3 separate regions of the Mus musculus genome follow, and regions 1 and 3 are each linked to region 2. Evidence: chromatin loops called from intact Hi-C (ENCODE). Cell type or tissue: left cerebral cortex. All regions are shown on one strand. Links, peaks and the distances in the headings refer to the core of each region. The heading gives the core; the rest is flanking DNA.

Evidence for each region. Peaks named below come from ENCODE experiments on the same cell type or tissue, not always from the same donor. Only the 100,000 strongest peaks of a DNase experiment are listed, where the experiment ranks them.
Region 1: it touches region 2 in a loop (3-fold over the local background); 18 of 42 quality-filtered maps call a loop at or near these places.
Region 3: a loop joins it to region 2, with 10 times the contacts of the local background. A loop is called at or near these places in 2 of 42 quality-filtered maps.

What each region holds. Positions count from the first base shown.
Region 1 is chr4:86,690,977-86,701,614 of GRCm38, reverse strand. No RefSeq gene overlaps it. Among named protein-coding and RNA genes, the nearest start is that of Gm42312, 15 kb to the left of the region's middle. In left cerebral cortex, for the core only: CTCF peaks have their summits at 4,536 (motif pointing right) and 6,295 (motif pointing right); DNase peaks (open chromatin) are centred at 4,561 and 6,321.
Region 2 is chr4:86,607,574-86,618,082 of GRCm38, reverse strand. Haus6 (HAUS augmin-like complex, subunit 6) reads left to right here and starts at 6,028. Exons shown (of 17, transcript NM_173400.3): 1 at 6,028-6,397; 2 at 10,093-10,188. The coding sequence starts at 6,270. In left cerebral cortex, for the core only: no CTCF peak of the experiment used is centred there; a DNase peak (open chromatin) is centred at 5,956; H3K4me3 peaks cover 1,406 bases; H3K27ac peaks cover 689 bases.
Region 3 is chr4:86,743,474-86,754,111 of GRCm38, reverse strand. Dennd4c (DENN/MADD domain containing 4C) reads right to left here and starts at 5,557. Exons shown (of 32, transcript NM_184088.1): 1 at 5,200-5,557. Gm6521 (predicted gene 6521) reads left to right here and starts at 4,708. Exons shown (of 1, transcript NR_168733.1): 1 at 4,708-6,587. Gm42312 (a long non-coding RNA gene) reads right to left here. Exons shown (of 4, transcript XR_881403.2): 4 at 10,298-10,638. In left cerebral cortex, for the core only: a CTCF peak has its summit at 5,723; DNase peaks (open chromatin) are centred at 3,556, 4,549, 5,344 and 5,650; H3K4me3 peaks cover 2,768 bases; H3K27ac peaks cover 1,341 bases.

The DNA.
Region 1 (10,638 bases), core at 923-8,922, 85 kb before region 2:
TAACTCAGATCCTCTGTAAGAGCTGAACATGCTTTTAATTGCTGAGCCATCTCTCTTGACCTGAAACTTAGTTTTTAATCTAGTCAGTTACCCACTGCCTGTTAAGTGATGTGTTAAAGTTATTTGCATTTAAGGCTGGTATTGAGTGGAACTTGTCGTTTTCTAAGGTTGTGTTGATTATTGGTAGTTTGTTGTTCTATACCTCCCTCCTAGTACTAGGGATTTCCTGATTTCACATGTCAGTCATAGTGTATTCCTTCTTATCCCTCCTTTGTTCATCTGCTTGTACATTGTCCAGTGTATTCTTGCCTGTGCTCTCGCTAATAATTTTTTTGTCTTAGTTTGTTTTCTGTTGTTGTGATAAACACCAGGACCAAATGCAGCTTAGGGAGAAAAGGGTTTATTTCAACCTACAACCCTTAGGTTGCACTCCATCACTGAGAAAATTCAGGGCAGGAACTGAAGCCAGGCACTTAAAGCAAAAATTGACCATAGAGGAATGCTGCTTACTAGCTTGCTCCCTCTGGCTAGCTCAGCCTGCTTTATTATACAATTCAGGGCAGGAGTGGCACTGTCCATAGAAGGATTTGCTCTCCTACAACATTCAAGACAATTCTCCACAGACAAAGCTATGGAATAATAGGATCCAAGCAATCCCTCCGTTGAGTTCCACTCTTCCCAGGTTACCGTTGTGCCATGGTGACAGCTGAAGCTACCTTTGATAGCTGTCTTTCTCGTTCTTCTGTGCATATCCATCCCTTTAGTATTTTCTGCAATGTTGGCTTTGTTGTAATGTAAAAGACAGGCCTTCATCTGTGCCTGTCTTGAAATGTTTATATTTTCCCATCAATGTTAAGAGATAATTTTGTTTTGTATAGCAAATTGTTGGTTAGTAATTATTTACTTTCAGGGTTTGAAATATTTCACTTTATGCTTTCTTGGCTTTTAGAGTTACTGATGATCGTCTTATGTTATTCGGATGTGCTTGGTTTATATATATCATATACACAATAATATAATTAATAATATAGTATAGATGCATCATATGTGAGGCAGGGTCTGTCTCATTAGTGCCGAGACTGAAGGTGTGTGCGCCATGCTTCCCAGCCTTGATGTGTCTGTTTTGGTGTCTGAGTTGGTGCTTCTCTCTTGCAGCTTTTCACATCATCTCTTTACTTGGTAGTTTTGGTGTCTTCACTGATAGACTGTGGAGATCTTCTATGGACATGTGCATTTGGAGTTCTAAGTGTCTCCTTGTTTAGATATCCATTTTCTTCTCTAGGTTTGGGGGATTTTTTGCTATAATTTCATTGAACAAACAAACAAACAAACAAACAAACAATCTGTGTCTTTATTTAGCTCATCTCCTTTTCTACAGTGTAGTTTCCTAGGATTGGTTTCTTCCCAGTGTATCCCAGATGGTTTGCCCATGCTCTTTGCTTATGTTCTTTGTTTTCTTTTAGAGATTTATTTATTTGTTTTATGTACATGAGTAGACTATCACTCTCTTCAGACACACCAGAAGAGGGCATGGGATCCCATTACAGATGGTTGTGAGCCACTTATGTGGTTGCTGGGATTTAAACTCAGGACCTCTGGAAGAGCAGTCAGTGCTCAACTGCTGAGCCCTCTCTCCAGCCCATTTTTGTTTCTTCTATTTTACTGAAATTATTACTGTTTTGACCCTCTCTTTCGTGCCTAAAACTCATTTTTCTGCATGGCCTGTGTATTAATACTTCCCAATGTGTTTCTAATTTTGTTGATTGGTTCATTTTCAGCATTTCTGTTTAGTTCTTTTTCAATCTTGTTTCCTTAGTGAATTTTTCCCTCCATGTTTTTTAGCATTTCCTCCAACTTACTGAATGTTGCATGTAGCTCCACCCAGGTTCCCTTGGATCCACGGATGAACACACACATTAGTTTAATTTTCAACCTGCCTTATGGCTCAGTTGCTAGGAGCTTCTACTCTCCCATGGCTAGTGTGCTCCTCCCAGTATTCTTAGCCCAGCACCCTAAATCTGCCTTCAACTTTAGTCGATCAGTTACCTTTCCTTGTTCAGCAATCCAAAACTGCCCTCCACATAGTTGCAATTCTAATCTCCTGCCTGGGGAAGCAGCCTATGGCCTTACCACCTACAATCTCACATGACTGGGTCACTTTTTCTCCTTCTGAAGCATGGTGAAAATCCCCCTTTCTTTTCCTGCAACTCTTAGCCTGCCTGTGGGGACCCGGAAGTCCCACCTCTTTCCTTCCACCAAGCAATTGGCCCTAGGCATCTTTATTGATTGATCAAGAACCAATTGGGGGATGGGACCTTGGCATCAGAACCACCGACCATCATATTCCTTTTGCTGCTTCCTTGTCTAAGTCAGTACTTGGCTTTCTTCATCAGTTCATTTGAGTTCTCATGTGCTCACTAATCATTCGCAGAGAGAAGGATGCTGTTCTGTGCTGGTTTCTAACTTCAGATGGACTCAACTAGAATCTTAAGACATGTTCTATTCTTTAAACAAAAACAAACAAACAAACAATCTACAACTGTCTGTTTGTCTCTACTTATTTATTGTTTTTTTTTGAGACACAAAGAAAACACAGGGTTTCTCTGTGCATGCCTGGCTGTCCTGGAATTTGCTCTGTTGACCAGGCGGACCACAAACTCATCTGTGATGGTGATCCACCTGCCTCTACCTCCCCAGTGCTGGGATCAAAGGCATGCACCACCACCACCACCACCACCACCACCGCCACCACTACCACCCAGCTCTTTCTTTCCTTTCCTTTTTTTTTTAAAATATTTTTCTTTTTTCTGATTTTATTTTATTTTATGTGTTTAACTGTTCTTCCTGCATGAATGTATGCCATTACAGATGGTTGTGAGTCACTATGTGGTTGCTGAGACTTGAACTCAGGCCCTCTGGAAGAGCAGTCAGTGCTCTTGACCACTGACCCACATCTCCAGCCTCCAATCACCTTTCTTGTTCTTTTCCTAGTCCCATGGATGCCCTTCCTTTCTCACCTAATTGCCTTTGCATCTTCATGTTTCCCCCATTGCTTTGTTTGCTTTTAGATGACTCAGTGAGAGACATTACAATTGCTTACAGAAGCATAAGTAAGGGTTATTTACAGGAGCGGGTGAACCCTATCAGTGTCTCTACTCCTGAATCAAATCTTTTCTTTTCCCAGCAAATTGCCTATAGATCCTCCTGGAGGGGTTAAGCAACTTGAGTCCCTTCTCCCTAGCAACAATTATCCTCAGAAAGAGAAGAGACCTCGTGATGGAATTTTAACGGACCTAATCTGTGGTCCCAACTACTGAGAATTCAAGAATGTAACAGTCCTGTCATGCCCAGAAGACAGCATTACACAACACTCCACACCTTTACCCAGCACTTAGATTCCCACCCACTCTTCTGCATTGTCAGGATTCTCTGTAGCAACCATTGCCCAATACAAAAAGAAGTTTCTATGACCAAAGCCAACAGCACAAATCTATGAACACAGATATAAATATTTAGAAGGCAACATGACAGGAACTTCATGTTTATATGGCAAATCAATAACACTAGCTTCCCCACTAGGGGCTGTGACCCTGCAACCCAGCCTCAGGCATTTGACCAGATTTATAGTGCTAGATTTGAGTTCCCTCTGGTGGACCAGGCCTCAGATTCAATAATAGTAGTAGTAATAAGAATATGGTTCGTCATTTCCATGAGAGGTCTGCCATTATTGTACTAATGGGCATGTCTTACCTCTCAGTTGGAAGAAAAGGAGGCAAGGTACCAGCTGAGGAAAACCCACTGCCAGTTCTCCCCAGCAGTCTGCTTGTATCTCCAGCACTAAGAAAGTCACAAGGAAGAAGCTCCCAACACACTTCCAGAGTTGACGTCTACATCCTGCTCTCAAAGTGTGTGATGTCTTCAGCAATAGGCTCTTTCCATCTAGTTCCGGGTTCGATCCCAGCATGAACTAAATTGGGAATGATAGTGCATGCCTAGCTCTTGGAAGGAAACAGGAACAGAGTTTAAGGTTATCCTTGGCTACCTATAAAGTTTGATGACATTTGGCTACATGAGATTTTGTTTCAGTGAAACAAATCAACAACAACAACAACAACAAAAACCCTAAAACTGTTTATATATTCCTTTTTTGTTGTTTGTTTGTTTCCAATACAGGGTTTCTCTGTGTAGCCTGGGCTGTTCTATAACTCACTCTGTAGACCAGGCTGGCCTTGAACCCACAGAAGTAGGCCTGCCTCTGCCTTCTGAGTTCTGGGATTGAAAGGAACTTTTTTTCCTTGAACATAAATATAATGAGAAATCTGTTGTGAAGTGGTGTCCTATGCCTTTAATCCCATCACTCGGGAGGCAGAAGCAGGCAAGTCTCTGAGTTTGAGGTCACCTTGGTCTACAGGTGCATTCCAGGACAGCCAGAGCTGCACAGAGAAACACTGTCTGGAGAAAGAGAAAAGAAACAAAGAAAAGGAAAAAAGGGAATGGGAGTGGGGGAAGAAAGTCTAGTAGTTGTAGTTTCCCTACTTGCCCAGTAGATGTCACTCAAGACCCAGAAAGTGGGAGACAAAGGTGATGCATTTTGAAGCTCTGGCTTGTCTTCCCGCGTTGCTCCATGTCCCACTGTCTGAATCTGGTTTGCCTAGTCATGTACTTAGAACTGTATGTTCTTGCTGATTATACCCCCCAATTCTCTCATCTGTGTCGAAAAATGTGTTCTCCATATGTTTTGTTTGATTTTTTTTTTTACAAGGATATATGTAGACAAGGCTGGCTCCCAACTTACTTTGTAACTGAGAATGACTTTTAACTCTTTAAAATAATTTAAAAAAAATATTCATTTCAAGTTGGGCTTGGGGAGCACGCCTTTAACCCCAGAACTCGGGAGACACAAGCAGGTGAATCTTTGAGTTTAAAGCCAGCCTGGTCTGAGGAAAGTCCCAGGACAGCCAGGGCTACACAAAGAAACTGTCTCCAAAAAAATGTATTTCATTTTTATATGCATGAGGTTTTGCTTGCATGTGTGTCTGTGCACCACGTGCATACTCGATGCCCACAGAGGCAGCTAGAGTTAGGGATGGTTATGAGCCACCATGTGGGTACTGGGCCTTGAACCCAGATCCTTTGCAAAAATCAGCAAGTGTTCATAATCATTGAGACACTTCTCCAGCCTGAATTTTGAATTCTTGACCCCACAGGTTCTACCCCTCCTATGAGCTGGTATTACAAGCCTGCACCCCTCACCTAGCGTGGGGTGTCTTAGTTCTATCACAAAGCCCATGTGTAGTTAGTTACTGAGCAGTTCACGTACTTGTGAAGGGATCAGTGTACTCCATAGATGAACTGCCCTTTGTGTTTCAGGAGCGGCTCACGCCACCTTTTCTGTGGAGCTTTCTTGGTGTGTGTGGGACAGCCAAGGATGTAGGGCACTTACCTGGAGTGTGAAAGGTTTCTACATTCTTTTTTTTTTTTAATTTTTTATTAGATATTTTCTTCATTTACATTTCAAATGCTATCCCAAAAGTCCCCTATACCTTCCCCCTGCCCTGCTCCCCTACCCACCCACTCCCACTTCTTGGCCCTGGCTTTCCCCTGTACTGAGGCATATAAAGTTTGCAAGACCAAGGGGCCTCTCTTCCCACTGATGGCCGAGTAGGCCATCTTCTGCTACATATGCAGCTAGAGACATGAGCTCTGGGGGTACTGGGTAGTTCATATTGTTGTTCCACCTATAGGGTTGCAGACCCCTTTAGCTCCTTGGGTACTTTCTCTAGCTCCTCCATTGGGGGCCCTGTGTTTCATCCTATAGATGACTGTGAGCATCCACTTCTGTATTTGCCAGGCACTGGCATAGCCTCACAGGAGACAGCTATTTCAGGGTCCTTTCAGCAAAATCTTGCTGGCATATGTAATAGTGTTTGGTGGCTGATTATGGGATGGACCCCCAGGTGGGGCAGTCTCTGGATGGTTCATCCTTTCGTCTTAGCTCCAAACTTTGTCTCTGTAACTCCTTCCATGGGTATTTTATTCCCTATCCTAGGGAGAAATGAAATATCCACGCCTTGGTCTTGATTTTCTTGTGTTTTGCAAATTGTATCTTGGGTATTCTAGGTTTCTGGGCTAATATACACTTATCAGTGAGTGCGTATCAAGTGACTTCTTTTGTGATTGGGTTACCTCACTCAGGATGATATCCTCCAGATAAATCCATAGGTTTCTACATCCTTATTTATATATTTACCTGTGTATATGTGTTTACATGTTTGTGTGTGTCTAAGTGTACATGGAAGCCAGAAGAGGGCGCCATATCCCTTGGATGGAGTTAACGGTGGTTATGAGTTAGCCCATGTTGGTACTAGAAGGTGAATTCAGGTCCTCTGCAAGAACGCCAAATGCTCTCAACTTCAAAGCCGCCTCTCTAGCCCAAAGGTGCTGGGTTGAATCCCAAGCAATTACGTATCTGTGTTGAAGGGCAGGGGAGGAGGAAAGAGTAGACAGTGCAGAGTAGAAAGAGAGCCAGGTGTGGTGGTGCACACTTTTAAATCTCAGCACTCAGGAACCAGATGCAGATCTCTGTTGAATTCAAGGCCAAACTGATTTACAAAGCAAGCGAGACAGGACAGCCAGCAAGAGCTGCTAGGGAGGACAGCCAAGCTACAGGTATCATCTCAAAACAAAACAACCAGAAATAAAAAGAGACAAGTGCATAATTCTTGGCTTTGTACCAGGCATGTAACCCTAGCACTTGGGAGGTAGAGACAGGGAAATCATACGTTCAAATTCATTCTTCCCAAATAGCAAGATACAAGACATCCTATGCAACTCAATATCCAAAACAGCCGGCGGTTGGGGAGAAGCAGTGACATGGCTTAGTGGAGAAAGATGTTTGCCACACAACCCTGAAGAACTTAGAAACCCACATAAAGGTGGAAGGAGACAGCCAACTCCACAAGTTGGCCTCAGACCTCCATGCATGCGCAGCGGCACAGGTGCCCGCTCCTCCTGCTAGTAAGAGAACAAAAAAGAACCATCTGCACGTGGAATGGTTGTGGGAGGATGCTGATGGGCACGCGTGACTGTGGAGGTCCCAGGCCGACGCTGGGGTTTTCTTTGATCGTTTTCGTCCTTATTCATTGATCCAGGGTATCTCAATTGAACCTGGAGTTAATCAGTTAGGCTATTTAACTAGCCAGTTTATTCCTGGGAGCCTTGTTCCTCACGAGATAGGGTTAGAGGCTGGTGGCCATGCCCATCCAACGTTTCTATGAATTCTGGGGACTGGAATTTGGATCTTCGTGCTCCAGCCGCAAGGACTTTACTCAAAGAACCAGTTTTAGAGTCAGATCCATTTTCGGTGCCCCTTTATTCGGGAATCTGCGGCGAAGGATTGCCGTGAGTAAGCGGTAACCTGTACTATGAGGTAGCTTGGGTTATAGAGTGAGACTATGTCTAAAACAGACAAAAACAAGTATGAAAACATAAGACAAAAACAGTGTGGGGGCTGGAGAGATGACTCAGGGCGTAAGAGCACTTGCTAGAGTTTGGTTCCCACGACGGAGATTGGAGAGCTGAGAACAGGCTACAAGCCCAGCTCTGGGGATCTGATCCTGCCTCTTCTGGCTCCCGAGGCTACCCATATTCAAGGGCATATGCACACACATAGTGAAACAGAAAACAAATCATTTTACAATTATTTAAGGCGGTGCACACCTTAAACCCCAGCACCTAGTGTTTGAAGCTAACCTGGTCCACATGGTGAGTTCCAACACAGCCAGGGATACATAGTGAGACCCTAACTTGAGAAACACTATCCCCACCCCAGTGATGGTTTGTATATCCTTGGCCCAGGGAGTGGCACTATTAGGAGTGGCCTTATTGAAGTATGTGTGGCTCTGTGGGTGTGGGCTTTAAGACCCTCATCCTAGCTGCCTGGAAGTCAGTATTCTGCTAGCAGCTTTCAGATTAAAATGTAGAACTCTCAGCAGCTCTTGCACCATGCCTGCCTGGATGCTGCCATGATCTTGCCTTGCTGATAATGGACTGAACCTCTGAAACTGTAAACCATCTCCAATTAAATGCTGTCCTTATGAGTTGCCTTGGTCATGGTGTCTGTTCACAGCAGTAAAACCCTGACTAAGACAGGTCTTGAATATCTCATACCTACCACTCAAGCTTTCTACCACTAGCCTACATCTTCCAGATTTTCTTTTTAAACATGAGTCTTGCTGTGTAGCCATGGGTGCTCTCAAACCCTTCATCTTCCTGCCTCCATTTCCCAAGTGGCTGCCACCATGTTCTGTTTATCATTCTCTTCCTCTTAGCCAGCCTCTGGTGCACAGTGTATGTTGGCTGATGTGAATTAAACTGGAAGAAGTCACACTAGACGTTGCTTTTGCCTGAGCTCAGGGCCTTGTGCATGGTAGACTACAACTCTACACCAGGCTACATCTACAGGCTTTTATGAAAGTACTTCTGAGCTGGGCGGTGATGGCGTACGCCTTTAATCCCAGCACTTGGGGGGCAGAGGCCGGCAGATTTCTGAGTTTGCGGCCAGCCTGGTCTACAAAGTGAGTTCCAGTATCGCCAGGGCTATACAGAGAAACCATGTCTCAAAAAACCAAAAAAAAAAAAAAAAAAAAAAAAAGTACTTCTGAGTTCTGACTATCAATAGAGGTGTATGAGTGTGGTGCCCAGGCCTTCGCAGCTGCAGGTTTCCAGCTATTCTGGTGGAAGTGTAGTGGTATCTCTGGCTTGTGTTCAAAGTTCCCTGATCTCTAGTGAGTATGTCCCCAAGTGCTACTGCACAGTTACTTGTCTTCTGCGGAAAATGTTCAAATCTTCCATATATACTAGCTTCAAACTCACTTAGTCAAGGATGAACCTGAATGCCTCATTCTTCTGCCCCTACCTCCCAAGAGCTGGGGTTGCACACCTGTGACACCATGCTTAGCCCTTCTTCTTCTATTTCTTTTCTTCTTCTTCTTCTTCTTCTTCTTCTTCTTCTTCTTCTTCTTCTTCTTCTTCTTCTTCTTCTTCTTCTTCTTCTTCTTCTTCTTCTTCTTTCTTCTTCTTTCTTCTTTCTTCTTCTTTCTTCTTTCTTCTTCTTCTTCTTCTTCTTTCTTTCTTCTTCTTCTTCTTCTTCTTCTTCTTCTTCTTCTTCTTCTTCTTCTTCTTTCTTTCTTCTTCTTCTTCTTCTTCTCCTTCTCCTTCTCCTTCTCCTTCTCCTTCTCCTCCTCCTCCTCCTCCTCCTCCTCCTCCTCCTCCTCCTCCTCCTCCTTCTTCTTCTTCTTTTTTAAAGACAGACTCTCACTACATAACCCTGACTGGCCTGGTGTTTGCCAGGTAGGCCAAACTTACTTTGAACTCACAGAGAGCATGCTTTAGTTTCCTGAGCATTGAAATTAAAGGCGTGGACGGGAGGGGCTGGAGAGATGGCTTAGCGGTTAAGAGCAGTGGGTACTGTTCCAGACGACCTGAATTCAATTCCCAGCACCCACGTGACAGCTCACAACGGTCTGTAACCCATGTTCCAGGGGATCCAACACCCTTATATAGACATACATGGAAGTAAATCAGCCAATGAAACTGGGTGTGGTGGCACAGGCCTTTAACCCCAGCCCTTGGGAGGCAGAAGCAGGCAGATTTCTGAGTTCGAGGCCAGCCTGGTCTACAGAGTGAGTTCCAGGACAGCCAGGGCTATATAGAGAAACCCTGTCTTGAAAAAAACAATAAATAAATAAATAAATAGTTTGAAAAAAAGAATTCTATGCACAGGCTTGTGTGCCACCATGCCCTGCTTTATATTCGTCAAAAACAAAACAGAATGCTGAACAATAAAAAGTCAAGCTATTTATCTGGACATGTGCTCCTTACCCTTGGGAGGCAGAGATAGAAGGAAAACCTCAACTTCAAAGGTTAACCTGCTCTACATGGCAAGCTCCAGGCCAACCAAGATTACAGGCTGAGACCCTGTGGCATTTTGAATCCTTCTGTCACTGGAGCAAGGATTAGGAGATATAGAATTATACAAATGGAGTCTGGATACAATGTTTCCATGGTGAAACCATTCTCCTCCTAAACACCCTTTGTGACGGGAGGTCTCATGCTTTAATGATGTAGAGTATCTTCCCACTCTAGTGTGCCTGAGCCTCCAGGCAGGCAGCGTGTGGTTCCGCTGGGGCAAAGGTGAAGGAGCAGGAGTTGTAACTGGAGAATAGGTGGGTCAAAAATGTGATTTATAGCCTTGGATTTTACTATGAGGGACGGACATGAAACATTTTTAAAGCCCCCTGCCCCCTTTTGAGATAGTGTCTTACCCTGTAAACTAGGCTGTTCTCAAACTCAGAGATCCATCTCTGTCTCCTAAGTGCTAGGATTATAGGCAGGAACCACCAAACCTAGCTTTGAAAGGTTTGGAACAGAGGATTGCGTTGAGGCTGTATTGGAAAACACAGGTTTAGCGAGTGGGGTGAAGTGGAGAACTTCTGAAATATACTAGTTAAGAAACCATTGTTAGCTGGATGTGGTTCTGTTGGTCGGGATAAAGCAGGAGAATCTGGAATTAAAGCCTGCCTGGTTACTGAGTGAGGTCAAATGAAAGGTAGGCTAGGGTGTGGCTCGCCAGGAGAG
Region 2 (10,509 bases), core at 2,510-10,509:
AGAAGCAGACAGATCTCTGTAAGTTCAGTCCAGCCTTGCTACTACATAGTGGGACACTCTCAAAAACTAGAGAGAGAGAGAGAGAGAGAGAGAGAGAGAGAGAGAGAGAGAGAGAGAGAGAGAGAGAGAAAGAGAGAGAGAGAGAGAGAGCATTTTGAGTTATTATTCTTCTTTTTAAATAATAATGTTTTAATTTTGTAGGACTTGTCTAGGAACTGAAATAGCAATTTCTTTTCTAATTTTGATATACAACCCTCAGGAGGCAGAGGCCAAGACAATGGTAAGCTTAAAGCCAGATTGGGCTAAGTAACCCTGCCTCAAACAAAACTTTAAAATAGTCATCTCAAGGGGCCAGGGGTGTAGCTCATTGGTAAGCTTGTGGTTAGCGAGTTCAAAGGCCCTGGGTTCCACCTTCAACACACAGGGAGGTAAAAAGGGAGCTGTGAAATACAGTAGTGTAGACTGGATGGCTCCAGCCAAAAAGAAAATATTAGGGGAAAGCAAATGTTCTAACAGCCAAATCAACTAACAGCAACAACAACAAAAACTACCCTCAAATAAAAGGGCAGAAATGAAGAAATGGATCAAGGAGCTACTGTTTTACCCTGTGCCATAAACAGACAAGATATTTTACGTGACTGAGAAAAGTCTCTGTAGTGAATGATGGTGATAGTTGGACGACATTGTGAACATATTTAGTGTTGCTGAGTTACATATCAAAATCATGGCTTGAATGAGGCATATATGTGGCTCCCATCTGTAATCTCAGCATGTAGGAAGTGGAGCTAGAATATCAGGAGTTCAAGATGAGCCTCAGTTACACAGCAAGTTCAAAGCCAGATTAAGATCTGGAAAACTAAAAAGTAAGCCCAGCTTGAGTTACACTGAATCATGACAGACAGACAGACAGACAGACAGACAGACAGACAGACAGAGATACTTAGCAAAATCCTGTCTCAGAATGATCAAAATAACATATTTTATTGAAAACATAATATGTAAACACATACTAAATGTTTGCCTGTGTTTTCTCCCTGTGGCTTTAGTAAACGTTCATCTCCTCCTGTTTGGCTGCTTGATCTCAGTAGTAAATGACATGACCCTTTGTAAGAGATCCTGTTCTGCACACTGTGTCATTTCATACAATTCCTTAATGTTTAATTGCTGAAATGCCTTTACAATAACGTTTGGCTGTAGGTCAGTGAGATGGCTTAACGGGTAAAGGGCTCCCTGCCAAACCTGGTGATCTGAATGTGACTCTTTAGAACCTACACGATAGAGTGACTCTCGCAAACTGTTCTCACACACACACGTAATAAAAATATAGAAATTGGGTAGCATAAAAGTGGACCAGAGAGCCTTTTTAAAAACTGAACATTGCAGCCTGGCGTGGCGGTGCACGCCTTTAATCCCAGCACTCGGGAGGCAGAGGCAGGCGGATTTCTGAGTTTGAGGCCAGCCTAGTCTACAGAGTGAGTTCCAGGACAGCCAGGGCTACACAGAGAAACCCTGTCTCGAAAAACAAAAACAAAAACAAAAAACCTGAACATTGCTAATTTCTCTTTCTTAGGACATTCTTTTTTTTTTTTTTTTTTTTTTTGAGACAGGGTTTCCCTGTGTAGCCCTGGCTGTCCTGGAACTCACTACTTAGAACAGGCTGGCTTCGAATTCAGAGATTCTCCTGCCTCTGCCTCCTGAGTGCTGGGGTTAAAGCCATCACCACCACATCTAGAGGAAATGCTCAAGTGTGTGACTCCATGGCCTTCTATGTCACTGTGCTCAGAGGATGTAATTTACAAAAAGGTTTTAAGATCAAGAGAAATTTAAAAATTAAGTAAAAAGTACTAGAGGTTCTTTACTTACTTTTCCTATCTTGAAATTTTTCCAGTTGGGCCTGGTGTTGCATATCTTTAATCCTAGAACTCTGAAGGTTTTGAGAGGTAGGAGGCAGGAGGATCAGAGTCCAAGGCCAGCCTCTACTACATAGTGAATTTGAGACCATGCTATTTTACAGGAGTCTCTGTCTCAAGAAAGATAACACCATCAACAAAGTTTCTTTTGCACACGAAATTGTCTCTTTTTGGAAGTGCATTGTTTAGGTTTAAGGGCAGCAAAAGAGTGCTAATGTATTTAAACTCAAGGCCACAGTCTTGCTAGTCTTAAGTAACTGTAGTTTGTGGTTTAAATATTCTCATTTAAGCCAGGTACATTCGGGAGGCAGAGGCAGGCACATCTTTGGGAGTTCAAGGCCAGGCTGGTTTCCGTAGTGAGTTCTACATAGGCTAGGAATACATAATGAAACGGTATCTCCACACACCCAAACCTTCTCATTGAGCTGTGTTCATGAAAACAAGCACTTCCTTTGCAGGCAATTTGGGTTCTAGCAGTTGCCTTGATACTTGTTGACTCAGTCATCAGGAAACACAAAACTAGATCCTAAAGTGTATGGTTCTTTCCCCTTCCCAGGTCCTCTTAAAATTAAAAAAACAAAAACAAAAACAAAAACAAAAACAAAAACAAAAAAACCTTCTTAACTTGCCTCAGTGCTGGATTTACTATAAAGATTAAGACACTGAATATAGCAGGACTTTCTCTGGACTTCCAGTGGATGGAATAAGGAAATGGAGACTTGCTGTTTTTAAAAGCCTAGGTACTATAGCTGGGCAGTTTCTCAGCTATTATACTCCACCAAATCCTGGCCTCTGTCCCTCCATATGGCCCTTTTCCTGTCTTTCTCCTTCAATCCCATGTCATGCTGGTGAATCCCCACATCTGGTTCTTCTCCCAGAAACTCTCTCTCTGCTAAGAAGTTCTGCCTTTCCTCTCCTGGCAGCTATTGACTTTCATATTTTTATTAAATCAACTAGTAAGTGAGGAAGGTATTACAAAATATTGGGGTAGGTGATAATTTGTAAGAATAACAAAACCAAAATGTGGACAGTACTCAGCTATCTGCTGGTACAGCATTCAATATTTGAATATACAAAGACAACCTTCACACAATGCACGAAAAGATTATATCAACAACTGAATTTGTGAGGTTAGTGGCACAAAACATTGCTGGTCACAAAACAGTATCAAGTATTAAGTAGCTAAATATATTCTATAAACTAAAATATAAATACATATTTTAGTAACTATGAATGTCCTTTTTGCCCAGGTCATGGTCACAAAGTATGATTTCTCACTAAAGCAGGGGTTCTGGAAGAAATGGCTGATTTCAGGTCTGCACAGGAACTGCCCAAAATGAGCCTTCAATTTCTTGGAAATTTGAGTAAGTCCTCATTGTCCAAATAAAGGATAATTTGAATATTTATATGGATAACAAATCCAGCAAATTGAATCCTGTACATCTGTGTAGTTCCACAAATTCATGTGTGAATATATGAGATGTGGAGGGGTTGGGCTTCAAGGTTAGGAGGTTGAGATTATGGAAGTGTTAGAGCAAAATTGACAACATAAAGGGTTTTATACCATGAGCAGAATGGAAGACAGACTTAAACAAGGTCAGTTAACTGAGAGGCTGGGATATTTAAAAAGTCACCTATGTGGATAATAATCAAACACCAAAACTTCCTGTGAGCAATGTCAGATCTTAGAATGAACTCTGGTGCTTTGGAAAGCTTACAGATGGCCTCCTTGCAAACTACAGGAACTTAATTTTACAGGAACTGGTGCTTTTAGTAAGTCAGGAGGCAATAACTGCTTGATATGGTAATGTGAAATATGATAGTTCCCTACCTCGAAGGACTTGTTATACAAGGGATGTTCGAGAAAGAATAGCCAGAAGTTCAGGGTGCTGGAAGGGGAAGCTGTATACTTAGGTGAAGGGAGCCTCCTAGCCTGGAGAGTGTAGTGGTGGAGTCATAGAGTAGGACTCTGGTGATGGCTTTAAAGTCTGAGGTCTTGGGGCTTTCTAGCTCTCTAACTGTACTGAAATGCTGATGATAACTTCTAAAACGTCCTTCTGAGGGTAAAAGACTGCTGGTTTAGGTGATTAATAACTGTAGCCTAACAGCAGAGGATTAAACAATGTGCCTTTGTTCCATCTCGGCAGGAACTGCTGGGCTCTAACTTTCAGCCTGCTAGTCAGAAGTCACAGGAAGAAAAAGGGACACTTAGAAAAGTTATTATAGCATTTATTACTAAGTTGTAAAAAGTTTCCTATGGAAGCCATCTAAGGGGAAAAGCGAAAAGATCCTAAGTGGGAAAAGGAAAAGGGAAAAATTCTTCTAAGGGGGGAAAGGCAAAAAATTCTAGTCTAAGTGGGGAAAGGCTTTAAAAAATTCTTCTTTCTCATTTGTCTTCAGTACCTATACATCTTTCAGAATACATGATCACAAAGTTCACACAAAAAATCAAATCATAAATTGAAATAGAAGTTTACAATAGAGAATGTCTACATTCGTATCCATTAGGAATAATTTTCTGGCTAAACATCCATCACCTGTCTCAGCTCCACAGGTTCACTGAAGGTTTAAAACCATAACTAAGTTATTAGTGAAGTTTTGTATAGATAAACCCAGTCAATATTTTATCTTCTGTCCTAGCACCTATAATAAATCATTAGTTCCCTTTATATGACTTTTGGTTAATTGTTTTATCACCTCTTGGAATGTGCTCTGAATAGGAGAAAATCTGGTTACCATCTAAGAACTGGTAACATGTGGAAAATTGGCCGAGTTCTCATTGCAGTTTTGACTATCAAAAACGACTTAATAGGAGTCCCAGTAAAAATGAGCTTAATAATCACAGATAAAATTTTAGGAATTCTTATAGGATCATCATGATGACTTAAGTCATCTATTTGTCTATATGGCATCACTACAAGACAATACATCTTCATGGATCTGCAGAGATCTGCTCCAAAGGGGTGTGCTACTACTTAGTGATTGTTATATATTTTTAATAATAACAGGAAAAGCAATATTAATAGCAGGAATCTTCCCTAAAATGAATTCCTTACAGCCTTGCTTAATAAGGGTGCACCTGTCGCAGGTCATCTAATAATCCGAAGTAGACCACTTCAGGATGATGCTTGTCCCATTATGACTCCTGACACTCAGCAGAGAGACAGACTTTGTTGTAGTTGTTATTCGAGATAGGGTTTCTCTGAATAGCTCTGGCTGTCCTGGAACTCACTCTGTAGACCAGGCTGGCCTGCAACTCAGAAATCCGCCTGTCTTCTCCTCCCAAGTGCTGCCCGGTGAGAGACAGATTTCTAGTACAGCAAGTTGAAGTATGGCTGGTGGTGCCTCCCACAAAGATGGAGAGCATTCCAGAATTAGGAATTCAGGGTCATCTTCCTTTGGGAAGGGAGTTCAAGGCCAGAGGAGGCTAAAAGAAATCTCGACTTGCAACCTCCACGACCAAAGAAACATTTGATAATAAAAATTTTGCCAAGCACTCTAGATGAGGTGATCAATGAACAACTCCATCGGCCCCTGTGACTCTTGCCCATTAATTCATATAGTAGGAAGGCAGGTACAGTCTTCGACGCCAGACTGCGCTACATAAAGTTAGAGCTACATAGCAAGATCCTGCCTTTTTGGTTTTGCTTTGTTTTATTTCGAGACAGGGTTTCTTTGTGTAGCTCTGGCTGTCCCGGAAATCAGTAGTGTTCTCGAACTAACAAAGTTCTTCTCCTCTGAGTACTGGGATTAAAGGAGTACACCGCTGCCTCCACCGGACAAGACCCTGTCTTAAAATAAAGGAAAAGATGATTTGTTTAGGGCCATACACCTGCATCACTCACTATAAGGAGCTACAATGTAGCTTTTACTGAACAGCAATCACAACCCGAGCAACAGAAACCTAAAACGCAAAGAATCCGGAACTAAGGCCGGGAGGGCTCTAGAAAACACCCGGTTTCCGGACCTTGGGGCAATTGGCTGGTCACGCAATGCTTTGTGGGTCTTATAGTTTCTCTCAGGGACTTCATGTGCCCGGAGACAGGGATGCATTGCATGGTGGGAGATTGAGTCCTCTTAGGAAGACCAGTCCCGGAAGTCGGGACTGCGCCTGCGCCTGCGCAGTGTAGTCTTCCGCAAGCGCGGGAGTCTTGGTTTGCGTGGAGCGCTGCAGTCACTGTCTGTTTTTCTGGGCGCGTTCGGCCTTTTGTGGTGGGATGGCTCTCGGAGAGGAGGCAGCGGGCGGCCGCCGCAGAGGGGTTGTCGTCACCCCGGGATGCCTGTAGGAGGGGTCCAAGGGTCCTCACGGCTTCGGTGCCTTCGTTTTCCTCCGTCACAGTCGCCCTGCCCGTGGAAAGCATGAGCTCGGCCCGGGACTCCGCTTTCGAGAAGCAGCATCTCTGGATGTACCTGCAGGCGCTGGGCTTGGATCCGAGCTCCAGCATCACGTTCGGCGGGAAGATGGTGCCGCACGCGCACCTTGGAGAGTAAGGAGATCTGGGGCGGTGGCGCGGTCCTTGGCGTCCAGTCACTGGCGGCAGAACCCTGTGGTGGGGGACTGGTCGTCACCAGTGTAAGGGATGCGGGTGCGGGACGCTTTAGAGGCGTGCTCTGCAGTTGAGGCACAACGGCGGGCCCGCTTAACCCTGCCTTCGTGGTCTGTAGTTGGTGGGAGGCGTCGGGGAACTATATATGCAAACATCTTATAAGTAGTTAACTGTGGGTTTAAACTTTGAATCCGAACTAAAACATGTTACAGCTAGCAAAAACATAATAATGTGTGGGAATGAAAATCAAAAGCCGATACCCTTTCCTTTGCCACTTCAGTTATGGTTGCGATCACAAAAAGAAATACTTTGTTTATATTTGTATACTTTAGACACGAGCTTCCGGTTTCAGGCCCCCTTTCCTCCTTATAATTTAATGGAAAGAATGATTCTATTATTACTATATCACCATCATCACCATTATTACTATTTTTTTTTTTCGAGACAGGGTTTCTCTGTATAGCCCTGGCTGTCCTGGAACTCACTTTGTAGACCAGGCTGGCCTTGAACTCAGAAATCCGTCTGCCTCTGCCTCCCAAGTGCTGGGATTAAAGGCGTGCGCCACCACCGCCCGGCTACTATTATTTTTATTTTGAGACAAAACCCCCCTCTCTGTAGTAATGGGAGGTGTGCTGGGATTTTAATTCCATCGCCTTGCTCCTCCAGATTGCTGTTTTGCTTGCTTGTATGTCTTGTGTGAGGTTGTCAGATCTTCTGGGACTGGAGTTACAGTTTAGATCTGCCATGTGGATTCTGGGAATTGAACCCGTGTCTTTTTGGAGGCGCAGACACTGTTAGTAACCTGAGACATCTCTCCAGTCTCAATGAATTTTGTCTTTTGTTTGATTTTTGTTTTTGTTTGTTTGTTTATTTTTCAAGACAAGGCTTCTGGACCTCTTTTTGTGGACAGGCTAGCCTTGAACTCAGATACCAGCCTGCCCTTGCCTCTTATGTGCTGGGGATTAAAACGTCCCACCAACCATCCCTAGTTAAATTAACTTTGTTTTGTTTTTTGATGCTTTAGACATTTTTATGCAACCTCAGTTAAGTAGGTATATGATAGTATGCAATCATTCACTTGTAGTAGGTTATACATGTTATTTTAAAGCAATTCCATGGCATACATGTAATTTTACTATTAGGGACGAAAGTAAATTTGCATACTAAAGGATGCTCCCCCATTTTTTTCCTTTGAGATGGATGATTATATACCATGGCCTCCAGCTCTGTTTGCCTCTCTTGCTTAAGTGTTGATATCATGTTAACTTTTGGTTGATGCATTTTCAGAAACTTTTGCTGCTGTTACATTTCAGCCCTCACATAACTATGCTACCAGAATAGGGTGATGAAGTTTCCAGAAACAGGGCTGGCTGGGCATGACGGTGCATGCCTTTAATCCCAGCACTCGGGAGGCAGAGGCAGGTGGATTTCTGAGTTCAAGGCTAGCCTGGTCTACAGAGTGAGTTCCAGGACAGCCAGGGCTACAGAGAAACTCTGTCTCGAAAAGAAAAGGAAAGAAAAGAAAAGAAAAGAAAAGAAAAGAAAAGAAAAGAAAAAAGAAACCGGGCTGGAGACAGTTTCTGTTATGTTCCTCATGTTCCTCACCAAGGACAAGAATAATCTGGGGATAGATCCGTCATCTGTTGCCCCCATCTATTTAATTGTTATCTTTTTGTTTTTCTTCAATTTTTGTTTTTTTTTTTTTTTTTCCAAGACAGGGTCTCACTATTTAGCTCTCTGGCTGTCCTGGAATGCATTATGTAGACTGGGTTGGCTTCAGACTCATGAGAGATCCATTTGCCTCTGTTTCCTAGGTACTGGGACTAAAGGCATGAGACTCTGCTCCCAGCTGGTCTTGTGCTTGTGATAATCCTCTTGCCTTGGCTTCTGGAGTGCTGGGATTGATTGCAGGAGTGTGCCATTGTGCCTGCATGTATTTTGTCAGTATAATTTCAGTTCTAATGGTTGTGTTAATGCACCTAGGTATCTTATTTTTAATCTCTCTCTCTCTCTCTCTCTCTCTTTCTTTCCTTCCTTTTTTCTTTCTTCCTTTCTTCCTTTCTTTCTCTTCCTCCTCCTTTTTCCTCCTCATCTTCCCCTTCCTCCTCCTCTTCCTTCTTTTTCCTCTTCCTCCTTCTTTTTCTTCCTTTTTTTTTTTTTCTTTTTTGGAGAAAAAGGTTTTAATATCTCAGGCTGGTCTCAAACTCCAGATATGACCTTAATCTCCTAATCCTTCTGCCTCCACCTCCAAGTGTCAGGTGTGGTAGAAGTATGTACCACCATTCCCAGTTATTCATCTGTTTCTTAGTTTTTGTTTCATTTATTGTCTGTGAGTGTGCAAGTGCGAGCCACAGCAAGTGTGTGCAGGTCAAAGGACAATGTGTAGTTAGACGATTTATTTACTTGAGTTTGGGAATAGAATTCAGATCTTCAGGCTTGCATTTCTGGGAGGCAAGTTCCTTTCCTTAGGTGTCTCATCTATTCTTGATTTCTCTCAATATTTGTGTGGAGTCAAGTCTTTCCTGCCACCATGTGGGTGTCCCAGGGATGGAACTCAGGTAGTAAGGCTTAGTGGCAAGCACCTTTACCTGCTGAGCCACCTAGAACAGACTTCTAACCAAAGCACTACATATGCTAATAGTAGTAACTACTAGACAATTACCAAATCAAACTTAACTATAACTTTGAGGGTGAATATCATATCATGTTTACTTAAAAACAACAAATTCTGTTCACATCTGTGGCAGACTTTTTGTTTGTAATTCTATGAGTTTATAGTTTATATGGGCATATGTTAACTTCTGTTCTTATAAATTGTTTCAGTCCAAGGAATTTGTCTTAAAGACTGCATTTTGAAAGTCTCGTTAGTTTTGTTAGGGAGTGGACTAGAGGGGAAGGAGACCTGCATAGCTATCCACACCACCGTAAATTAGCAGTGGGAAGGAAAGGGGAGTTGGAGGTGGTATATGTGTTCATTCAACACTTGTTGAATATACACCTGACCTGGGATATTTTGGGGAGGAGGCAGTTTTTCTAGCTTCTAGATTGAAGCTTTGTATGTATAGCTGAGGACAATCAAATTATTAAAATATATCTTAAGAAAATAGTATAGTACTTAAAGAAGAATTTGCTGTCTGTAAAAGGTCTAAAATGTTACCCAATATATATCAAGTTCTCCAAAAATGTTAGCTTTTGTTACTACTACTATGTAAATGCCATCAGAGGGTGTATTCTCTGCAAGTTAATTAGCTTTCCGTCCCTCTCTGTTTAATGTTCATAGCAATAAAGCAAAGGCTAGTTTTTTATTTGGATCTCTGTTTTCACAAACAAAAACAAAAGCTTGTATGCTTGTCTTCCCCCCCCCCCTTCATTATTTACTCACTTTACATCTCTATTGCCGTTCCCTCCCTCACTAACAAGTCCCTCCCCGCTTGTATGCTTTTCAGTTGTGTATAAAATGTACCTAAATGAGAAAAAATAATTTGCCTTGACCTCTTGAGAATGAAAAATACCAGTGTGAGTGAACTCGTTGGTAGTTATGATACTGTAGGGCTTTAGTGCAATATCTAGGCAGTTTTTGAGGCTGAATAGCTTTATTAATCATTTTTCTTTGCTTTTTCACTTTAAACCACTAGGAATATGTTTGACAAACTGAACCGTGATGCCTTTCATATAGTTTCTTATTTTTTGTTTAAAACATTGGATGAGGCTCTTGCCAAAGAAGTTTTCAGGTAAGAAAAAATTATTTCATTTTCTTCTTTTAGTCATTCTCAGATTTGAAATTGACTCTTATTCCCCCCCGACCCCCACCCCTAAGACAGGGTTTCTCTGTGTAGCACAGGCTGTTTGTCCTGGAAGTCACTCTGTAGACTAGGCTGGCTTTGAACTCAGAGATCCACATGCCCCTGCCTCTGAGTGCTGGCATCAAAGGTGCATACCACAGCCGGCTGGCCATTAACTTGTTTAGAGTGGGTGTACCCTTAGAAATTGGAGTGCTTAAGCTTTATATAGCTGGGTGAGGGTTTGGGTGCTTATTTTAAAAAATTGTATAT
Region 3 (10,638 bases), core at 848-8,847, 140 kb before region 2:
CAAGGAGAAAGTCAGATGACAACTTTGCCAGAACCAGTTTCTCTCTCCACCATGCAGGAGCTGGGGATCAAATTCAGGTTGGCAGCTTGGCACAAGCAACCTTATCCACTGAGCCATCTTACTAGCCATCTGAATAATTCACCCTTCTATATATTAAAATCTCCTATGTAGGGGCTGGGAATCTAGCTAAATTCTGATGTATATGATCACCAGGTAAAAGAAGGTTCCAAATGTAATGTACAGGACGCTTTAAAAAAAATCCACCTTCTGTTTTGTTCCATTAGCCAATTCCCAAGCAACCTCCAGTTAACTGTGATAGGTCTGTTTTGATCTTGTAAACTCCCTCTCTACACTCTTTCCAAAACAAAATAAAGCTTTTCAGGTTTATTCATTCAGGAGGAAAGTGGGGCTTGTTTAGTGGCACATACTTCTAATCATGGCATGCTAAAGAAAGAATTGCCATGAGTGCAAGGCCCATCCATGCATACTGTGAACTGCAGGCCAGCTTGGGACATACAGCAAGCAAAATCTCATTCAATAAACAAATAAGAACAAAACATTTGAGAGGGAGCCAAATGGAGATTTTTGTTCACAACTACTTTTTTAAAAAGATGTATTTCTGTATCTGAATGTCTTACCCCTGTCAAGGTCAGAAGAGTTGGAAGACCCAACAAGCTCCTGGAACTAGAGGTTACATGTGGGTGTTGGGAACCAAACCCAGGTCCTTTGCAAGAACAAGTGTTCTTATCTGCAAAGTCATTTCTCCAGCCCCAGAACTACTTTCAAGCACAGTACAGGGGAATCAGGAGATAGCTAGCTCCGTGAGTAAAGAAGCTTATTGGTGAGCTTTGTCCAGAATTAAAACAACAAATATACTCAACACAGATGGGTTGATATCACTTACAGCTACTAGTACATGAATTTGAGGACTGATGGTGGACACTCCTCTGGCATCTGCAGGCAGCTACACTCATATATACATACCTACACTCAGACACATACATGTACATGATCAAAAATAATAAAAATAAAACTTTAAAGACAAAAAGAAAGGCAAACGTAACCATAAGGAAGCAGGAAGGGCAAGTGGCAGGAAGGCTGGAGAGATGGCCCGACAGTTAATACTTGCCACTTTCCAAAGGACCCAAGCTGAGTTCCCAGCACCACAGACTTCAGATCTAATCTATTCCTTCAACCTCCTCAGGTATCACTGAATGTACATTTTAGCAATTTTAACAGAGAGAAATCTAGAGCAACAAAAAAATCAAGAGCCAGCATGGTGGCACACACCTGTAATTCTATCACTCGGGAATCAGTGGCAGGCAGGAGGTCTGGAATCCACGGCCAGACTGCAATTGATTAGCCCAGCTATAGATACTACAGTTCCCATATAATCTCACCAGTGCATAGCCACCTCCACTATAAACACCCTCTTCAAAGTGTTAGCTGTATTAATAACTGGAGAATGTGTGATGTCCACACACTGTCATCATCTAGAGTCTCTAGTGTACAGGGTCCCTCTTGGTGGTATTAATCCTATGGCTTTGAACAGATGAATAGTGCACACATCTACTATTATAGTTTCACAAATATTTTCTGTGCTTTGCCTTTTTCCCCACTTCTTTTACCTACTCCCCTTTGTTGTTGTATTTCTTTCCCTTACTGCTTTTTTGAGACAGGGTCTCATAGCCCAGATTGGCTTTGAACTCATAACTCTCTCACTTCAGTCTCCCAAGTACTAGGACAACAGGCATACACCAAAACCATACCATGTTGTTCTTGGGGCTTTTTTTTGTTGTTGTTGTTTTGTTTTGTTTTTTCCTTTGTTTTCATTTGTCTAATGGTATAGTGCATGTATGTAGATCGAAAGACAACTTGCAGGTGTCGCTTTGCTCCTACCATGTGGGGTCTACGGATCAAATTCAGGTCATTAGGGTTGGTAACAAGTGCCTTACATGCTCAGCTGTCTCACTGGCCCTTACTTTGTTTTCTGAGGCAGGATCTTGACTAGCTAGGCTGGCCTCAACCTTACCCTAAGCTCCAGCTAGTCTTGATCCTCCTGTTGCCATCTTCTAAATACTGGGGTTACGGGCATGTGCGTTCGTGCCCAGCTATATGATCCCACTTACTGTTCTCCCTTTTAGTGCAGGGCCACCAAATGTCTAAACTACATATGTGAGCTGGAGGTATGACTTAGCAGTCGAGACAATGTTCATTATGTATAAGGCTCTGGGTTTAACTAAAAACATCATAGTAAAGCACAAAAGTTATGAATGAGAATTGCACTGCCTTTCCTCCACAGCAGTAATGCAAGCAGCAGCAGCGAAACAGGGACAGATAAAAGTCATCCAACTTGAAAGGAGAAAGTATCTCCAGCTTTCTTAGCAAATACTATGAATGTACATGGGAAAAAAAGAAAAAAGAGATATAAGAGCAACTGGAGGGAAAATGAAAGTCTGAGCAGACCACAGTGAGGACGACCTGCAAGCCCTGCATTTGGGAATAGGAGGCAGAAGAGTTTAAGGTCATCCTCAGCTGTGTGGTTAAGTTCAAGGTTACCTAGGCATTTACCTCTCCCAGCATTTACGACAACAGCAAGCATAGGCTTGCCTAAACTATATACCAGGACTTTATACATCCCCTCAATGCCCTCTCCCCAAAAAAGTAGGCATGCCTTTAGTCCCACACTAAGGCAAAAGCAGGAGGATTTCAGAAAATTCAAGGCCTTCTTCCCACAAATACTATTATAAATCTTAAATAATAATAATAAAGTAAACTTGGAATTCCTTATACCATGATGCTAAAAGACCTCTTTTCCTAGGCTATCATACAGGGCATTCCTCCCTGATTTTCAATTGTCTTTTGTGGTGCTCTGTTGTTTCTTCTAAACACAGTGTCACCACTTAACCCAAGCTGTCATGGAATGCTGGGTAGAAAGGCTGGCCTCACTTCTACACAGTCATCCTGCCTCCACCTTCCAAGTGCTGGGGGGATTTCAAGAATGCAGCACCACACCTGGCTTCCCAAAGTTTAACTGCTAAAGAAACTTCCCATTCGACCAAGGCATCCCACTGATACAAATCTATAACACAGACCATCTGAAAGAAGGCATGGCTTGTGCAGCACAGTCCTTAAAAAGGTAACATTTTAATTCATGCGTTATGAAAACTTGTGTCCTAAATTTTCTGCAAGCATTTTCTACTAGAAGTTCAAGTTATAACAGACACTCTGTTTTCAGATCAGAGCAGTCGGATGAGGGCGACAACTGCCACTGACGCAGCTGCTTTCTTTTTCCCTTTACAACCTGTAGCTAAGGTTCAAGAACAAGGCAAAAATGTAGCTTTCAAAGTGAGCAGCGAAACCAATGTGGTATTTGTCTTAGCAGGGAACACCAATGAAAATATGAGATGCTTCAGTCTAAACTGGCAGGTACACAAAAAAGCAAAAGTGCCTTGTCATTACTTACCATGCAAAAGTTACAAACTGCCGGTTCCTACGATGCAGTATGTGTTTCCTTAGACAGAGCTCTTGCCCAAATAACCATCCAAACCTGCCATCCTCAACTGTCACAGCCCACACAACGCGGCAGTTCCTTGTACTTTAAAACATTTGTTTTTAAGAATAGTCTCCACCCACAACTTTTCCACAAATTTCTTCAGCTACAAGCTCAAGTTTATACTACAAACGCTGTGTTTATTCCCACCAGAATGCACTCGTTTACAAATTACACAGGAGTAAATTATTAAAATACAAAACATCAACATTTCTGACACATCTTTTCTATTATTCAAATAAACAAACAATTATACTCCAAGCAAGGTACTACTGGCCAAAAATCAAATGACATGGGATCACTTCTCCAAGACCGGTAATAAAGAGGATTAGACCCCTTAATCTCAATCCATTTCTTTATAAATAGTAAATGGTCAAAGGAGTGGACTGAATAGCAGAAAACCTATTGCCACTAACTAAAAGAGCAATCCAGTAAGAGGCAGGTCATATTCATGAGCACAAATCTAAGATTATGTCTGAGATTTCTAAGTTCCCAGTCTTATCAAGAAGGCAGTTTGCTAACTTTTTAACATTAATATTGAGAGCAAAGCAGAAAATATAGTGGGTTTTATGGTTATAATGACTATGATAAAAAGTTTTCCTTTTGCAAATTTTTTTTAACAAAAAAGTCACATAATGAGTTCTAGATTCGAGGTAGTTTAGTATATTTACATGGTTATCAAATCAAATGAAATGTTTACTGAAAACCTGGCCAACAGGACACTACACCTAAGGATCTTTTCTAGCTTGCTTCTTGGAAGCATGGAGATAAGACGGCAAGACCTATTTCTAGGGACTCGAGTTTGCACACAATTAAGTAGCCTAAGTACGTCAACTGCTCAGACTACAGTGCATGACCTCTCTAGACAAAATCGCACAGCAAGTTGTGCTCTCAGTAGGCAGGAATGACGCCTTCTCTCACATTTGCTCAAGTAACTACAGTAACTGCCTTAAATTTTCCCGTGTGAAACCAACGAAATTTGAAGGGGAGCGGGGGTTGGGGGGGCGGCATTTTAAAAACTGGGTCATTCCTTATTTGTTCTCTCCAAGCACATTCTTCGGGAGGGAAACGGCCTACGAATCACAAAAAGGGGAGGGGGAAGAGGTGACAGCATCTCCAATGCTTTAAAGTTACGGCTCTTACAAGAGTCAGCACTTAGGGGCTCATTAGTTGGCTTTATTTGAGTTTAGTCACTCCAGAGCTGAATGGAGCCTTCCTATAAGTTATCCCCAACAAAGCAGCCCTAAACATCAGCCACGGTCCGGCAGAGGAGGAAATGCCCTGGATTCACCTGCGGCACCTGCCTGCACCCCGGTACCTCCACCTCCGCAGCGTCCACGGATCCTTACGCTCCACCCCAGCTGCCACCGCTCAGCACCCCGCCGGCCGGGCCAGGGCCGGAGAGCCTGGTTCCCGCCTCACCCCGGCGGCAGAGGCCAGGCCCGGTCCCTGCACCGAGTCGATCCTCTCGAGGCCCTCCGGCCGCAGCCTCTCCGAACGGCAGCCCGCGGGCTCCGGGGACCTCCCGCCCACTCACTCAGCGACTAGGCCAGCCGGCCGCTCCCCTCCTCCCGCGCGGTCCCGCACGCTACCTGAGCGGCCTGGCGGAGCGGGAGGAATCGGGCAGGGCAGCGGTGCGGACTCACCTGCGCCGGCCCAGTCGGCGACTGTCCGACACCGGAGCTTCCTGGGGTGAGAAAGCGCCGGCTACGCGGCCTGGGCACCCTCCGCTGGCAGGGCCGGGACTCCGGGGCCCCTCTGCGCCTGCGCCTCCGCGCGGCCGGGTCTCCAGGGGACAGCCTGCAGCGAGGGCAACTGCCGACCGAAGGGCTCGCGGGCCGCGGGCGCTGCGGGAGGACCGACGTCTAGGCACTGCCCGGGGCGAGACTGTCCGGACCACAGACCGCCATGTTTCTGTTCCCTATTCTTTTTTGCCTTCCCTTCCTTCCGCTCTTTTCCACAGAACACCACTTTCCCTCCCTCCGTCCCTCTCCCTTTCCTTCTGCGGGGGCGGTAGAAAGGACGCGGGGGGTGGGGTCCGAGGTCGGACCCGCCCCGCTAGAGCCACGCCCCTGTGGTTGGGCTCCACCCAGAGGTTGACCCACGCCCCCAGACTCCTACCAAGCCTCAGGCTCAGGCCACGCCTCTGCGCTTGTGCCCCGCCCCGCGAGCGCCCTCCTCCTGGCAGAATTCTGGCGGACCTCGGGGCGCTCCTTAGAATCCCGACGCCGAAGCGAGAGTCCTCCAGCTCTCCTGGCGCTAGTTGTAACCTTTCTGTTTGTTCTGCGGTGTTTTGTTTTGTTTTGTTTTGTTTTGTTTTGTTTTGTTTTGTTTTGTTTTGTTTTGTTTTGTTTTGTTGCGGTTGCCTGTGGCAGGTGACTACCGCCTCTCCAGGCTCAGGTTTTCAGAGAATGAGAAAGTGACTTAGAATAGCTCAAGGTCAATGAAAGAAAAAAAAAAGCCTAGAGAGACTTGCAGTTTCTCTTTAGTAGAGGCTGGAAGTTCCACCCATAATTGTGTGACCCCAAAGTCTGAGTGACACTGGAGGGCTGCCCTTCTCTAAGCCATCCAAAGACCTCTGAGAGACCTTAGCTGCGTTGTCTTTCTCTACTTCTATCCAGATTTTGATAACGCCAAACGAGTAACTCTTTAGTTTAGATAATCGTAATTTGCTGCCTCTCAAAGGTAACCTAGATCTCGAGGTAAACATTCTGAAGCTGATGGTTGTGAGCCTCAGGACAGAGTGCTGAGGATTTGACTCTGGTCCTAAAGAGAGCAGCAAGTACTCTGAAATAATAATCTCTTTAGCACCCAATTTTCAGTTCTGCAGGTACTGAAGGACGGAATTGGAGAGTCTTCACTGTAATGAAATTTTGACAAAATATTTTAATTTGTTTTGTTTGTTTGGCAGAAGGTAAGGTGGTGTGTAGGGTCTCACTATTTAGCCCTGGCATTTCCTGCAAGTCTTATTTGTAAATCAGGCTGGCCTTAAACACTCACCCTCCATTGCTGGAATTAAAGACTTGTGCTACCACTTGGTGACAATTTTTTTAGGGTATCAATTTTTCAAGGAACAAATAGCTTAAAATAAGTTACAACTTTTTTCCTCTTGGCAAAAGACAGATTAGGCGGCAGGGGTGGCTGGGGGGGGGGGGAGTAGAACAAAAGTGACTGATGTTTTTGAGCATGTCTTAGTGAAACCCTTTTCTTTGTATGCTGTTAAAAATTTCATTAAGCCGAGCAGTGGTGGCGCATTCCTTTAATCTCAGCACTTGGGAGGCAGAGGCAGGCATTTTCTGAGTTCGAGGCCAGCCTGGTCTACAGAGTGAGTTCCAAGACAGCCAGGGCTATCTATACAGAAAAAAAAAAACCTTGTCTCGAAAAACAAAAAGTTCATTAAATTATTTTAAATATGTGTGCGTAGCGGGTGAACTCCCGTGTTCATAGTGGTCACTTTGCTGAGAGTTTCTCTTTCATTTGCTCACGGTTTTTGCTAACAAGTGTAATAATGTTAAGTCTGGTTGATATGTGCCTGGTTGTCTATTTCTGAAGTTAACTGCAGGTTTGAAAAGTTTTGGCTTTTGACTTCTATAGCAGACACCATTTTCCTAACCACATTCGCAGTCAGAATTGATTCAAGAAGAAACAGTGATATAAATATGGTTCCATTAACAATAGTTAGGAGTTGATCTAGGGCCCTGGAAGCATCCTAACAGTCCAGCCAGCAGAAACGTTAAGGGACACATTCATATTTGAAAACCTAGCTTGTGGACTTCTTTTTTTGTTTGTTTGTTTGTTTGGTTGGTTGGTTTGGTTTTTTTCGAGACAGGGTTTCTCTATATAGCCCTGGCTGTCTTGAAACTCACTCTGTAGACCAGGCTGGCCTCGAACTCAGAAACCCACCTGCCTCTGCCTCCCAAGCGCTGGGATTAAAGGTGTGCGCCACCACTGTCCAACCAACTTGTGGACTTCTTCTACTTCCTCACCAAGGCTTCCAAAATGTTTAATCGGAGCTATGGGTTTAACTTAATAGGAGAGAACTTATTCGGCTAGAGTGAGACCCTAGGTTGGATCTGTCCCTCTGATGGCTGCATATCACTAGCCCTCAGGCACTGAAAGGGCCTCCCCTTCTCCCCATCCCCCATTCTCTGGGACTTGTAAATCAGAAGGTCAGATGCTAGAGAGATGACTTACCTGTGGTACTTTGAAAATGCTTGCCCCAGGGAGTGGCACTATTTGGAGGGTTGGCCTTGTTAGAGGAAGTGTGGATGTGGCTTTAAGACCCTCCTCCTAACCACATGGGAGCCAGTCTTCTCTTATCAGCCTTCAGATGAAGATGTAGAACTCTCAGCTCCTCCTGTACCATACCTGCCTGGATGTTGCCATGCTCCTGCCTTGATGATAATGGACTGACCCTCTGAACCTGTAAGCCAGCCCCAATTAAATGTTGTCCTTGTGAGAGTTGCCTTGGTCACCGTGTCTGCTAACAGCAGTAAAACTCTGACTAAGACACAGCCTTTTCAGGCCTCCAGTGTTACCCATACATACATGTACATATTCACCCACAGGCATACCACCATTCATATAAATAAAAATTAAAACTATGAGACCCTTTAAAAGCAGTAAAGTCAGTGTGCTGGCTTTTCTCAACTGAGGCTCCCTCTTCTACAATGACTCTAGCTTGTGTCAAGTTGACATAAAACTAGCCAGGACACAGGTTGAGCAAACCCTGGGGAGCAAGCCATTCCTTAAGGCTTCTACATCAGCTCCTGCCTCCAGCTTCTAGACCTTCTTGAGTTCCTCTTCTGACTTCTTCCAACAATGCACAGTGGTGTGGACGTGTAAGCCAAATAAACCCTCTCCTTTCCGAATTGCTTTTGGCCACTTACAGTGACCCTAACTAAGACAGAAATGCCAAAACCTTTTCCTACTTATAAGAGAAAGAAGAAAGAAGGAAGGAAAGACAGAAAGAGAGAGAGACAAAGAAAGAAAGAGAGAAAGAAAGGAAATTCAAAGAAGTTATTTTTTTCCACATGATGGATTACAAGATTTGAGAAAATCTGTAATTTTTTAAATTTTTTCTTACTGTTTTCATCATCCTAAAGTTTTACCATAATTTTTTCATCTCTGTTTCCTTCCCAATATCTCCTAGAGTAAACTTGCAAGTTTAACTTTTCATCTGAGCCAGCCATCCTTTATTTTGCATGTCCTTGATCACTCTTGCACATGCACATCCAGGATAAGTAAATTCACTTTGACGTTTAATATAGAATGGTTTGGCTATCCTTCCTGAGGAACTATTTGCAGTTAATAGTTGCTCGGGAGAAAAGAGTCCTTTTTTGGAGACCTAGCCACTTGCCAGAGTCCAGTGCCAGAGTCCACTTCCAGTGGATTGTCCCTCACCCATGGCCATGTGGGCAGCACTAACTGGACCTAATAGAATAAACATATGTTTGGGTGGGAATACATAGGATCATTTCTCATTGTGTACATGAATGAAATTCTAAAGAATAAAGACAAAATTTAATGTTCAATTAAAAAAAATAAATAGGTGATGAACACACGGGCCCAAGATTAAGAATACTTATTCTTACAGAGAACCTGAGACTCCAGTTCTGGGAGACACAATGCCCTCTTCTGGCCTCTGCAATCATCTGCACAAACACGGTGTACATACAAATGATCAGAAACACACATATATAATATAAAATGAATAAATCCTTACCAAAAAAAAAAAAAAAACAAGTTATTTTTCTAAAAAGCTGGAAGAGAACTGGAGAGCCCAATCAACATATAGCTGTTATAATCATTAGAGCATTAGAGTTTTATTTAACTTATAGATACGAGCATACGTACAGGCCAGGCATGGTGGCACATGCATTTAATCCCGGCATTCAGGAGGCAGAGGCACATAAATCCCTGTGAGTTCCAAGCCTCCCAGGCTACCTAGTGAAACCCTGTCGCTAAATAAATAAAAACATACATAAGGGATGAGGGCGTAGCTCCGTTGCAGCCCTCTTGCCTAGCATGTACGAGGTCCCAGGCTGACCCGGCTTCACAAAAAGAGGAGGGTACACAGGAGTATTCTGGCCAACCCTCTGAAAAAGGAAGTGTCATTCTAGCTCCCGGCCTGCTGAGTGAGTGCTTAAGATCACTGGAGAGTGTGGATTTGCAAGGCTAAAGCACTAAATAGGCAGGAGGATTCGGATTCGGTGGCCCTCTTCACGGCTACATCTTACAGGTGTCATTTTCCTCATTCTCCCTGTTCCCTTCAAAATCTCCTAAACATTGCCCTGTGGGGACAAGGTCGCATGTGAGCTCGTGGGGACAAGGTCGCATGTGAGCTCGTGGGGCCTTTTCTTTCTAGGTGCACAGAACCGATCATAGAAAAGCATGAAGAGTAGTCTCAGAAATTAACGAAGGTGGATGAAAGATGAGGGTGTGGTTCAGAGGTAGAGAGGAATTGTTTAGCACTGGGTCCACTTCTCAGTGCCATAAATAAAACAAAAACAAAGAAGTGAGGATAGAGGGTGAAGAGGAAAAAAGAAACAAAAAATGATGAACAGTTTACACAGATAGGCCTGTGCTTCAGTCGCTTTCTTTCTCTCCGTCTGGGGGCTGCTCACTTAACTTTTCCTCTTCCATTGAGTAGAAGGATTTTTCCCAATGAAAATACTTTACTAATTCGCAATGTTGTCTTAGGATTTCTTTTGCTGTGATGAAACACCATGACCCAAAAGCAAGTTGGGAGGAAAAGGTTTATACTTCTACATTGTACTCATCACTGGAGGAAGCCAGAACAAGAATTCAAACAGCGCAGGAACCTGGAGGCAGGAGCTGATGCAGACAGAGACTATGGACCTGTTGGGTAAACAGTATGGAGGTGATAAGCAGGCTTTCCTTCCTACAAGAGGACCTGCCTCCTAGGTAGTTCCTTCCCTCCGGGTATAGGGTAGAAATGTTGGCTGGCTTCATTTTTCTTTTAAAAAGGCACGCTCAGGATGGGGGTACCTATACCTCCAGAGGTAAAAGCAGAAGGATCAAAAATTCAAGGTCAGCCTTGGCTGCAGATCTAGTTCTAGGCC